2 separate regions of the Homo sapiens genome follow, and region 1 is linked to region 2. A link is an interaction called in ENCODE POLR2A ChIA-PET data of the cell type or tissue named here. Cell type or tissue: Panc1. All regions are shown on one strand. Region 1 overlaps KDM7A (lysine demethylase 7A). Region 2 has its middle 23 kb from the start of KDM7A-DT.

The links. ChIA-PET counts read pairs that join two places held together with the same protein. Peaks named below come from ENCODE experiments on the same cell type or tissue, not always from the same donor. Only the 100,000 strongest peaks of a DNase experiment are listed, where the experiment ranks them.
Region 1: POLR2A ChIA-PET joins it to region 2 with 5 read pairs; 3 of 35 experiments call an interaction of 5 or more read pairs at or near these places.

Annotation. Positions count from the first base shown.
Region 1 is chr7:140,118,069-140,123,068 of GRCh38, reverse strand. KDM7A (lysine demethylase 7A) reads left to right here. Exons shown (of 20, transcript NM_030647.2): 8 at 2,540-2,627; 9 at 3,850-3,956. Among named protein-coding and RNA genes, the nearest start is that of KDM7A, 56 kb to the left of the region's middle. In Panc1, no CTCF peak of the experiment used is centred here; no DNase peak of the experiment used is centred here.
Region 2 is chr7:140,198,256-140,203,255 of GRCh38, reverse strand. No RefSeq gene overlaps it. Among named protein-coding and RNA genes, the nearest start is that of KDM7A-DT, 23 kb to the right of the region's middle. In Panc1, no CTCF peak of the experiment used is centred here; a DNase peak (open chromatin) is centred at 2,895; H3K4me3 peaks cover 592 bases.

The DNA of each region.
Region 1 (5,000 bases), 80 kb after region 2:
GAGAAATGTCTATTCAAACCCTTTGCTCATTTTAACATTGGGTTGTCCTTTTTAATTGTTGAGTTTGTAAGCATTCTTTATTCTCTGTACTAGACCCATATCAGTATGTATGATTTGCAAATAATTTGCTCCCATTTTGTGGGTTATCTGCTCACTTTCTTGATAATATCCTTTGATGCACAAAAGTTTTTAATTTTGATAGTCTTAACTATGGTCAGCTCTCCATTGCTGTTAAAAACCAAGCCTGTAAGAATCTGGGCTGCTGTCCCAGGACAGTTAGGACAGCATAGGGTGTGTCTTGAGAGACCCTCAAAGAAAGGACTGAGTATCAGCCTTAGCTGTAGCCTCAAGTATAGGTATCAGGCCTCTCATTTTGAGATGTAAATGAATGTAGAGTATAGACTGTCCAGACCAGTGGTTTCGAGAACTGTGTGCTGGTTTTGGTGACCCTAATGACTGTAAAGTTCACAGGGATCTGTCCCTGCAGGTCCTGCTGAAAGCCTTGCCTCTGGTGTATATAATAACAAATGTATGTTGAATAAATGAAGACATGCCTTAGAACTACCAGAATATTTGCCTAGATTAGTAACAGTATTTTCATTGTGAATGGGCTCATTCACATTGTGAATGCCCCTCCCTTAAATCTTCCTACTTCTTGCTTTTATGTTAGGTATTTCTAATATAATCATAAATTGACATTTATGATTCTTCAAATCATAAATTGACATTCATAGAATAATTTTTTAAATTGATTTAATGTCCTAACTAGAATATAAAGAAGAAATAAAAAGGTAATTTATAATGAAATGCTATTTCAGTATGTGCCTGTCTAGGCACAGCAGCATTAGAGAACAGAATGAAATAGTAATTGCATAAGGAAGGAAATCAATCTAGGTGTGTGTCAGTGGCAACACAAATTCTATCAGTAGCACTGGTGTAGGTACTGATACTTCCTGGAATATCAGAATCACATGGAGGGCTGGTTACAACACAGATTGCTGGACGTCATGGCCAAGGTTCGGATTCTGTGGATCTGGAGTGGGCCTGAGAATGTGCATTTCTAACAAGTTATTGGCTGATTCAGGTGCTGCTGGTATGGGGACCATATTTGGAGAACCACTGCTGTAGGCAATGTAATTCTTTTCCCAAGGTTGTTAGTGACTGATAAGCTTCCAAACTACAGTACAGTTTTTGTGTTTCAGGAAATTGTGCCAAAACCATGAAAATATACTGTGTGTGGGTGTCTGTATATACAGATATATATAATAATATATAATAATGGAGTTCTAATTTCTAGGCTCAGATAGTTAATAGGACAGGCTTTGTACCTATATGAATGCGCAGGAAAATTTGGCAGTCCCGAGTGATGCAGGACAATTTCATTTTGTATGGAACTGTCTCACATATTGTACTCCTGGCTCCCACTCACAAAATGCCAGTAGTGCTCCCAGATCATTGTGACAATCAGAAAAGCCCCTAAACGTTCCAAAACATCCTGAACAGGCAGTACTGCCGCTATTGAGAACCACTGATGTGTAGGATTTGGAGTTGGCACAGACTGCTAATTTGTGGTTTCAAGGTCAAGCTCAAGGCTTTGTGCCTTTGAGCACAGCAATGGGCACACTTGAAAGTGAGTCCTTTGAGGGTTTTTTGTTTTGTGTTACAGTTCAGTGAGGGGTCAAAAGATGAAAAATACAAAGAAAACGGGATTTGTGTATTTTAAAAGCTAATTTGCATACAAATATGTGTTTGTATTTATTTCTGGTGAAGTCTTGAAGTCTGCCAACATTTTTTTCAAAAGTTAGACGTCATGTCTTAGAAATGGTTTTCACTTTGTAAGCATTTGTATGGGAATACAAAATATCATTTTTTGGCAACACCTATATTTGTAGGACCATAACCCTTCATAATTAAATGTGAGTAATCTACCTTTTCCTTCTACAGAGTCAGGTCTCAGGTTGACTCCTCTGATCCTCCTCTGCTTAGTCCTTTCGGGGCACTGATTTCAGGATGACACCAGGGCGATGGAGTGTCCCATCAATCCCAGTGTGTTCTCTAATGGAAAATGTGCTTTTCTAATTCAAACCAGATTTGGCTGGTCTCAAAGAGTAAAATCTTTAATATAAAGTTGGGTTGTGTTTTTAAGCTAAAAAACAAAAACAGGCTGGGCACAGTGGCTCACGCCTTAATTTCAGCACTTTGGGAGGCCAATGTGAGAGGATGACTTTGAGGCCAGGAGTTTGAGATCAGCCTGGGCAACAAAGTGAGACCCCATCTCTATTTTTAAAAAGAAAAAAACAAATACAGTAACAACTACAAAAACCGTCACCTTATTTCTCAAACTCAGCATAGAGCCTACCATATAATAGGCATTTAATAAATAATTAAATCTATAGATTGTAATAAACATTAACTTCTCTAGCACTGAAATATGAAGTAAACTGATATTGATATTTTGAGTTACTTCACAGGTAGATATCCTATTGGTTTAGTTTACATATTGAAAAATGACTGGTTTATATATTTTCAACCATTTTAGGGTGGATCCATGCTGTGCTCACTTCTCAGGACTGTATGGCTTTTGGGGGGAACTTCCTGCACAACCTTAACATTGGCATGCAGCTCAGGTTTGTGTCATCAGTATTTAAATGACCTTTTGTCCTTTTTAAAAATAGGATACTTTTTTTTTTAACTTAAAAAAAATCAATAGCTTATTTTATTTGAGATTCCATGGAAATAGTCCCTGAGATATTATTAGGGATAGAAGCTTTTAACAAAAGTAGTATTTTAAAATTTTGCCAGGAGGATAATTTGCATTTCAAATCTAAAACAACAACAACAAAAGGGAACTTATTCAGATAATATTCCAAATTTCAAAATTTTGTGAAAATGTATGTGTTCTTCTTTGGCTATTTTTGCAGTGAGGGAGATGAACAAAATCTAGTCAGACTCAGATGTGACATATGGTGCTAGAAAAAAGCAACCGTAAGTCAGGACTGCTATCAAAACACCTGCTTTAATTTTGCTGCAGGTAAAGGATTAATAGCTGTTTCTCCTCTATATGAGAATTTGACCTTTGCGTAACTCTCTTCTCCTAGTAGTCTAATGAGTGTTGACTTTTACTAGGTAACATTGCTTATGGTAAAAATGATTCCTGATTGATAAACTGCATCAGGACTGGGAGAACTAGAAATACCTAGTAAGAAGCCATATCTCTGGACTTGCCTGAATGTGGTAACTCTTGTAACTTGGCACACTCATAGAGATCCCTAGAAGCTATGCATCTGTGTGTGGCGTTATTAGGGGAGATAGTGGCTTTTACAGGGCATAAGGCTTTAAGCAGCCTTAAACAGCTCCCACACCTACCAAGTGTGGATCTTGTCTTTTTGTACCTGAGCTGTCCCTGAGGGAGGGATGGCTCCTGTTTAATTCTTGCCAAGTGTGGTCTTGAGCTGGAATGCCTAGTGGAGCCTAAATAAAACTTTTTTGGGTGGGTATTGCACTGTTGTCTAACACATAGAGGTGTTTTCTGAAACACACAGTTTTATTTATTGTAGTAGAACCCTCGTAAAAATGTCTTTTGTTAAAACCAGGATACAAATCCCAAAGTGTGATCCTGATCTTCTGTGAAGTCCAATACAATTCTTAAGTATACCATCAAATTCCTTAAAGTCAGAACCTGGATAAGATCACAATTCAGTCTTGTCCAAATGTGATGTTGCTAAGAAATGTAAAATACTTTATTGGTCTTACATATCATGACCTGGTTATTTTATTTTCCAGTTGGTTACTTTCATCTAACTTTGAAATTCTAATATTAATATTAAAAATTTCTTCAAACTCATTTAGGTGTTATGAGATGGAGAAAAGGCTAAAAACACCAGATCTTTTCAAATTCCCTTTCTTTGAAGCCATATGTTGGTTTGTAGCCAAAAACTTGCTGGAAACCCTGAAAGGTAATTAATAATTTGCATGTTTGTATATGATATGATGCATATTGTTTGTAAATTCACTCATAGCCACCTGACAGAAAGAGTCCCTTTTCTAGTAGTGTATGGATGTCACTCCTATTTTGTTTTTTAAATAAGTGGTTTTCCCCCATCCAGCAACCTTTTTAGCAAGTTAGAGTCTTTAGTCCATAACCTGACAATCCATGTTCTTAAAAATTTGTTATGAAAGACCTGGATCAGAACAACGTAGGTAATATTAGAAATGTTCATTCCATCTAGTCCTCTAGAAGCCTGCATACATCATCAAGCACGTAACAGTGCCTGACTCTCAAAAATGCAGTTTATGTCAAGAGACTGTTACCTATTATATGTTCCCAAAATTTGCTTTTAAAAAAGCAAACTAGGCTGGGCACAGTGGTTCACGCCCTAATCCTAGCACTTTGGGAGGCCGAGGCAGGCAGATCACCTGAGGTCAGGAGTTCAAGACCAACCTGGCCAACATGGTGAAATCCTGTCTCTACTAAAAAAAAAAAAAAAATACAAAAATTAGCCGGGCATCGTGGTGCATGCCTGTAATCCCAGCTACTTGGGAGGCTGAGGCAGGAAGAATCGCTTGAACCCGGCGGGAGGCAGAGGTTGCATTGAGCCGAGATCATGCAATGGCGACAGAGCAAAACTCCATCTCCAAAAAAAAAAAGTCAGGTTATGATTCTGTAGTTGAAGAAAAAAAACCTTTTTTGAACTTGTCTTTATAGTTGAACCCAAAAGCTACTTTATAAAAGGTGGAATTTCAGACTTTGATGTTTTAATCTTTTGGTTTAATTATCTTTGAGCACTCAAGTTGGAGACTGATGTCACTTGCTTCTGTTTTCTGCTTTTCATCCTCTTGTGCTAGTGAGAATAGTTTGTCTGCTTTTTGTGTTGTCTAACTTTTCTAGTCAGTTTGTAAATAGTGCTACTATTATAATTGACAACTCTCAGAATAGACATAAACAGATTAAACAGTAAAGTTTATTGTGAACATTTGCTTCTTTTTCCATTTTAAAGTTA
Region 2 (5,000 bases):
ATAGATATTAAATTAACTATAAGTATCCCTTATGAGAAACAAAGAGATGGGCCCAATTAAAGGAATAGGTTGGGCTAGTTAACTGCAGCAGGAGCATTTCCTTAAGGCACAGATTGCCCATGCTATTGTTTGTGGCTTAAGAATGCCTTTAAGGGGTTTTCCCGCCCTGGTGGGGCCGGGTGTTCCTTGCCCTCATTCCCGTAAACCCACAACCTTCCAGCGTGGGCGTTAGGGCCATTATGAACATGTTACAGTGCTGCAGAGATTTTGTTTATGGCCAGTTTTGGGGCCAGTTTATGGCCAGATTTTGGGGGGCCTGCTCCCAACAATTACCCATAATAATAAGCATAAGAAGAGAAGCACTAGGAAAGAAGCCTCACTAACTCTTCCAGCTAAAGAGAAGTTAAATAGGGCTTCACGGAGAAGCTAGCATTTGAGTTTGACCTTAAGGGCTTTCAATCAACAGAGATGGGGAGCAGTGTGGGCATTTCCTATGGACAGATTCACATAGGCAAAGCACAGAAAGGGAGAAACCCAGAGCAAGTCAATTGGACTAGTAGGTGAAGAGATTCATGTCTGGCAGCAGTGGGAGAGCAGGTTGAAAAATAATGCTAGCCACCATTTATTGAGCAATTACAATATGCCAGGCATTGCTCTAACTGCTTTATCTACATATGCTTGCCTATCCTCAGCAATGTTATTGTTCAGCCTCATTTTGCAGCTAAGGAAACTGAGGCCCAGAGAAGTTAGATAATTTGCTCAAAAACACACTACTAGAGAGTGCAGTCTGGCTCTAGAGTTCAAGCCCAAGCTCTTAGGCACTATATTCTGCTTCCAATGCTGCTGATCAAATAGGTGTGAGCCGGATTTATTTATAATTTTTTGTTGTTTTTGTTGTTGTCGCTGCTTCTGCTGGGGGAGATTGAATACTAGGCTTAGGAAGTAAATTTTATTCTGGGAGGATGGGGTCCCACTGAAGTGTCATGGGTAGGGCACAGCAGATCTGTGAGGTGCTTTGGGAGAGTTCTTTGAGCCCAATTGGAGGAGGGAAAGGCTTAAATTCGGGAAACAATGCTGGGGGGTGGGGACTGCAAGAATCCAGGTGAAAGGCAGGGAAGGCCAGAGCTAGAGGAGTGCAAGGGATGGGAGAAAGGGGATGGATGATAAAGCAATTTTAAAGAAAGAATTCATCTTCTGCATATGACTGGGATGAGGGTGTTGCCCAGGTCAGCAAGGCCTACATAAGAGTCAGAAAAGACGGAAGGTTGATGCCCTGTGACTAGAAGACGAGAGATGCTTGCCACGGGATTAAGGAAGTGGAGCAGCCTCAGTTAGGGGCAAAGATGAAGACTCTGAGGCTGGCAGGAAGAGTTTGAGGGGCTGAGAGCAAAGCTCTGGGGGCAGTGGGAATGGAGCTGGGAAGTGGGGGATTTGGGCGTCATCAGCAGCACCAAGTAGAGGCTTTGAGGGTAGAGGAGGAGGTCTTCAGTGTTGAGAAAGCGGAAATAAAAAGGAATCGGGAAAGATGCAACAAAGGGGAAGACAATGCAGTGAAAGGGCCGAGCAGACATTAGCTGGTGGAATTACAAGGGAAACCAGGGGTGCCTCCTCACGTGAAGAAGAATTCTCAAAGAGAATGAATGGGTTGCTGTCGCTGTCCAGTGCTGCAGAGAGGAAGCTGAAGGAAGCCAGGCACAAGGCCCCAGGAGGCCATTGGTGCCATTTGGGGAGCCATCTCAGTGATGTCCCTAGCGGTAAAGGATTAGAGAGTGAAGGAGAATGAGAAAACTGGAAGCACCAAAATTCCTCCAGGGAAGAAATGGGGAGGCTAGGTCTGTTCCTTTAGGAGTAATAGGCTCAGAGACAGCTTATTTAGAATTTATTTAGTTTTGGTTGTCATTTTCTCCAGGGCAAACATTTATCTAGCTGTTACTGCCATTGGACACTCTGCTGGGCAATGCACCGGGAATCCTGAGCTTGTAGGAAGAGGCAGACAGGAGTCTGGCCAGAATCATTGGTTCACGCCTGTCATCCCAGCATGTTGGGAGGCAGAGACGGGAGGATCACTTGAGGCCAGGAGTTCAAGACCACCCTGGGCGACATAGCCAGACCCCTGTCTCTAAAAAAAAAAAAGTTTTTTTTTTTTTTTTTTTGAGACAGAGTCTCACTCTGTCACCCAGGCTGGAGTGCAATGGCACCATCATGGCTCACTGCAACTTCTACCTCCTGCGTTCAAGCAATTATCATGCCTCAGCCTCCTGAGTAGCTGAGATTACGGGTGTCTGCCACCATGCCCGGCTAATTTTTGTATTTCTGGTAGAGATGGGGTTTCACCATATTGGCCAGGCTGGTCTCGAACTCCTGACCTCCAGTGAACTGCCCACCTCAGCCTCCCAAAGTGTTGGGATTATAAGCGTGAGCCATTGCACCCGGCCAAAATTGGTTTTTTAATTAGCAGGGCATGGTGGTGCATGCCTGTAGTCCTCAGCCTGGGCAACAGAGCAAGACCCTGTCTCAAAAAAAAAAAAAAAAAAAAAAGGAGTTCATGGGGAGCAGGAGATAAAAGGAACACAAGCAAGGAAAAGGGATATGAGATAGAGAGGGAGGGAGTTGTAAAATCACAGGTAGAGGGTTAGGCTCTTGCTTCTGAGAACAGAAAAGACAAGACTGCAGGACAAGGCGCTCAGAGTGGATGAGGAAGGGCCTCCATTGGTCCTATGGGCTGTGAGGGTCTCTAGGAAGCCTTTCCCGCCTGCTGGCCTCACCCTAGGACTGTTGATGGAGTCCTAAGCACTGCTCGCTGGATGTATGGCTGTGCTCTGCGTGAATGAATGACGTCACCCATTCAGCGCAGCCTGCTCCACACGTGATGTTTGTTGTTCTCGGGAGAGAGGGCGGTATCCAGCCCTAAGGTCTTCCAGGGTGCAAGGAAAAGGCATGTCTGGGGCTGGAAAGAACTTGTCATTGCAAAATTTTCCTTGGGACGTGGAATTAAAAACTTTTGTCACTGACAAGGGTTTGCTCCTAATTTTCCAGAATGACTCAAATGTTTGCTTCAGACAATGACAGAGTGTATCTTGCTTGAATCATTGGATTTCTGTTATTTTTGTAGGATGTGGGTGGGCAATATGACTCAGTATTTTTTCCAAGAGATGTGAAAATTATATTGCCTATTTTGGATCATTTCATACTGAGACCTGGAACATTTTTCTCAAATTTTAAATCTTGGAGCTTAGGGAATTTTTGTTTTTGTTTTGTCTTTCAATCATATCAGATATTTTCCAGATAAAATTTTAAAGGAAAATTACTTAGCAATAGCTCCAAGTTATGAAGTATATTTTGAATGATAATTTATTTTTACATTGTTAAAATAAAAGATGTGTTAAAGCTGGTGGTGTGTTTGCCATCCTAACAGTGAAAATATTAGAGAACGTGGGATAAGGTGGAGACTCGAAAGTCATCTAATTCAAAACTTTATCTGGTGTGTGAATGAATATCCTCATTCTAGTTTTCCAGCTTAAATCTGCCTCCCTGCAGCTTCCAAACCTGGGTTCCAGTCCTGACCCTTATTCTATGTGAACCCCTATGGAATAATTCTGTAGCTGAATGATCATTTTTGAGATACAGCTGTATTTTCCTTTTTGATAAGTCAGCAAGGATTCTTTTCCAGCAGTTTTTTTGGGTTGTTTTTGTGTTTGTTTGCTATTAGTGCTAGGACAAGAGACTGGGGCTTAATGTCTCTGAGAAGGACAGGGCACATAGGAAAAAGAAAGATGAGGCCAGATATGGTGTCTCACACCTGTAATCCCGGCACTTTGGAAGGCTGAGGTGGGTGGAGCACTTGAGGTTAGGAGTTGGACACCAGCCTAGGCAAAATGGCAAAACCCCATCTCTATTATTAATATAAACACAAAAAATCAGTCGGGCATGGTGGCACAGGCCTGTAGTCCCAGCTACTCAGGAGACTGAGGCATGAGAATCACTTGAACCCAGTAGATGGAGGCTGCAGTGAGCCGAGATCGCACCACTGCACTCCAGCCTGGGTGACAGAGTGAGACTCCACTTCAAAAAAAAAAAAGATGAGCCTAAGGGTATAATTCTTTTCTGATAGGTTTTAGTTGATAATGGTATTGTGGTCATGTTTAGAAAATAGTTCTTATCAGGCCAGGCACAGTGACTCACACCTGTCATCTCAGCAGTTTGGGAGGCCGAGGCAGGTTGGTCACTTGAGGTCAGGAGTTCGAGAACAGCCTGGCCAACATGGTGAAACCCTGTCTCTACTAAAAATACAAAAGTAGCTGGGTGTGGTGGCGCACACCTGTAATCCCAGCTACTCATGAGGCTGAAGCAAGAGAAACGCTTGAACTCAGGAGGCAGAGGCTGAAGTGAGCCAAGATCGCACCGCTGCACTCTAGCCTAGGCGACAGAGCGAGACTCTATTTCAAAAAAAGAAAAAAAGAAAAAGAAAAAAAGAAAGACGAGCCCAAGGGTGTAATTCTTTTCCAATAAGAAGCCTGGAAGAGAAAATGCAAGGTCCTTGCTCTGTACGTTTATTGGTTTATTGAGCCTGCCAGAGTGAGCATAGAGAAGCCACCCACCCCACTTTTCCCCCAACCCTTGGGTTCAACCCCAGGTAGGAGTCATTGAGGGGCAGTGGAAACAGCCAGAGAGTTCTAGAGCAGAGGCAGAGGTACCACCAAGCTAATGAAGCTTAGGTTTCAGGGCCTCTCACTTGCTGGGGCTTCTTCCAGTGTTCTAGGAGGGGTCCCAGCAACGAGGTTACATAATCTCATTTAAAAGGCAGCTTAACCGCCATTGGCTAAGATGGCCCTCTCCTTCCAGTCTGACTCACTCTCCATCACATTTATCCTCCTCTTAGCACTGAACAAGTGACCATAGGCACTGTGGGCATCCAGCTAAGGAAATTCGAGTTGGGTTTCATTTTGTTTGGGTTTTGTGGAATGTATTTATATAGATTGTTGTTAAATCTGTGTATAGTT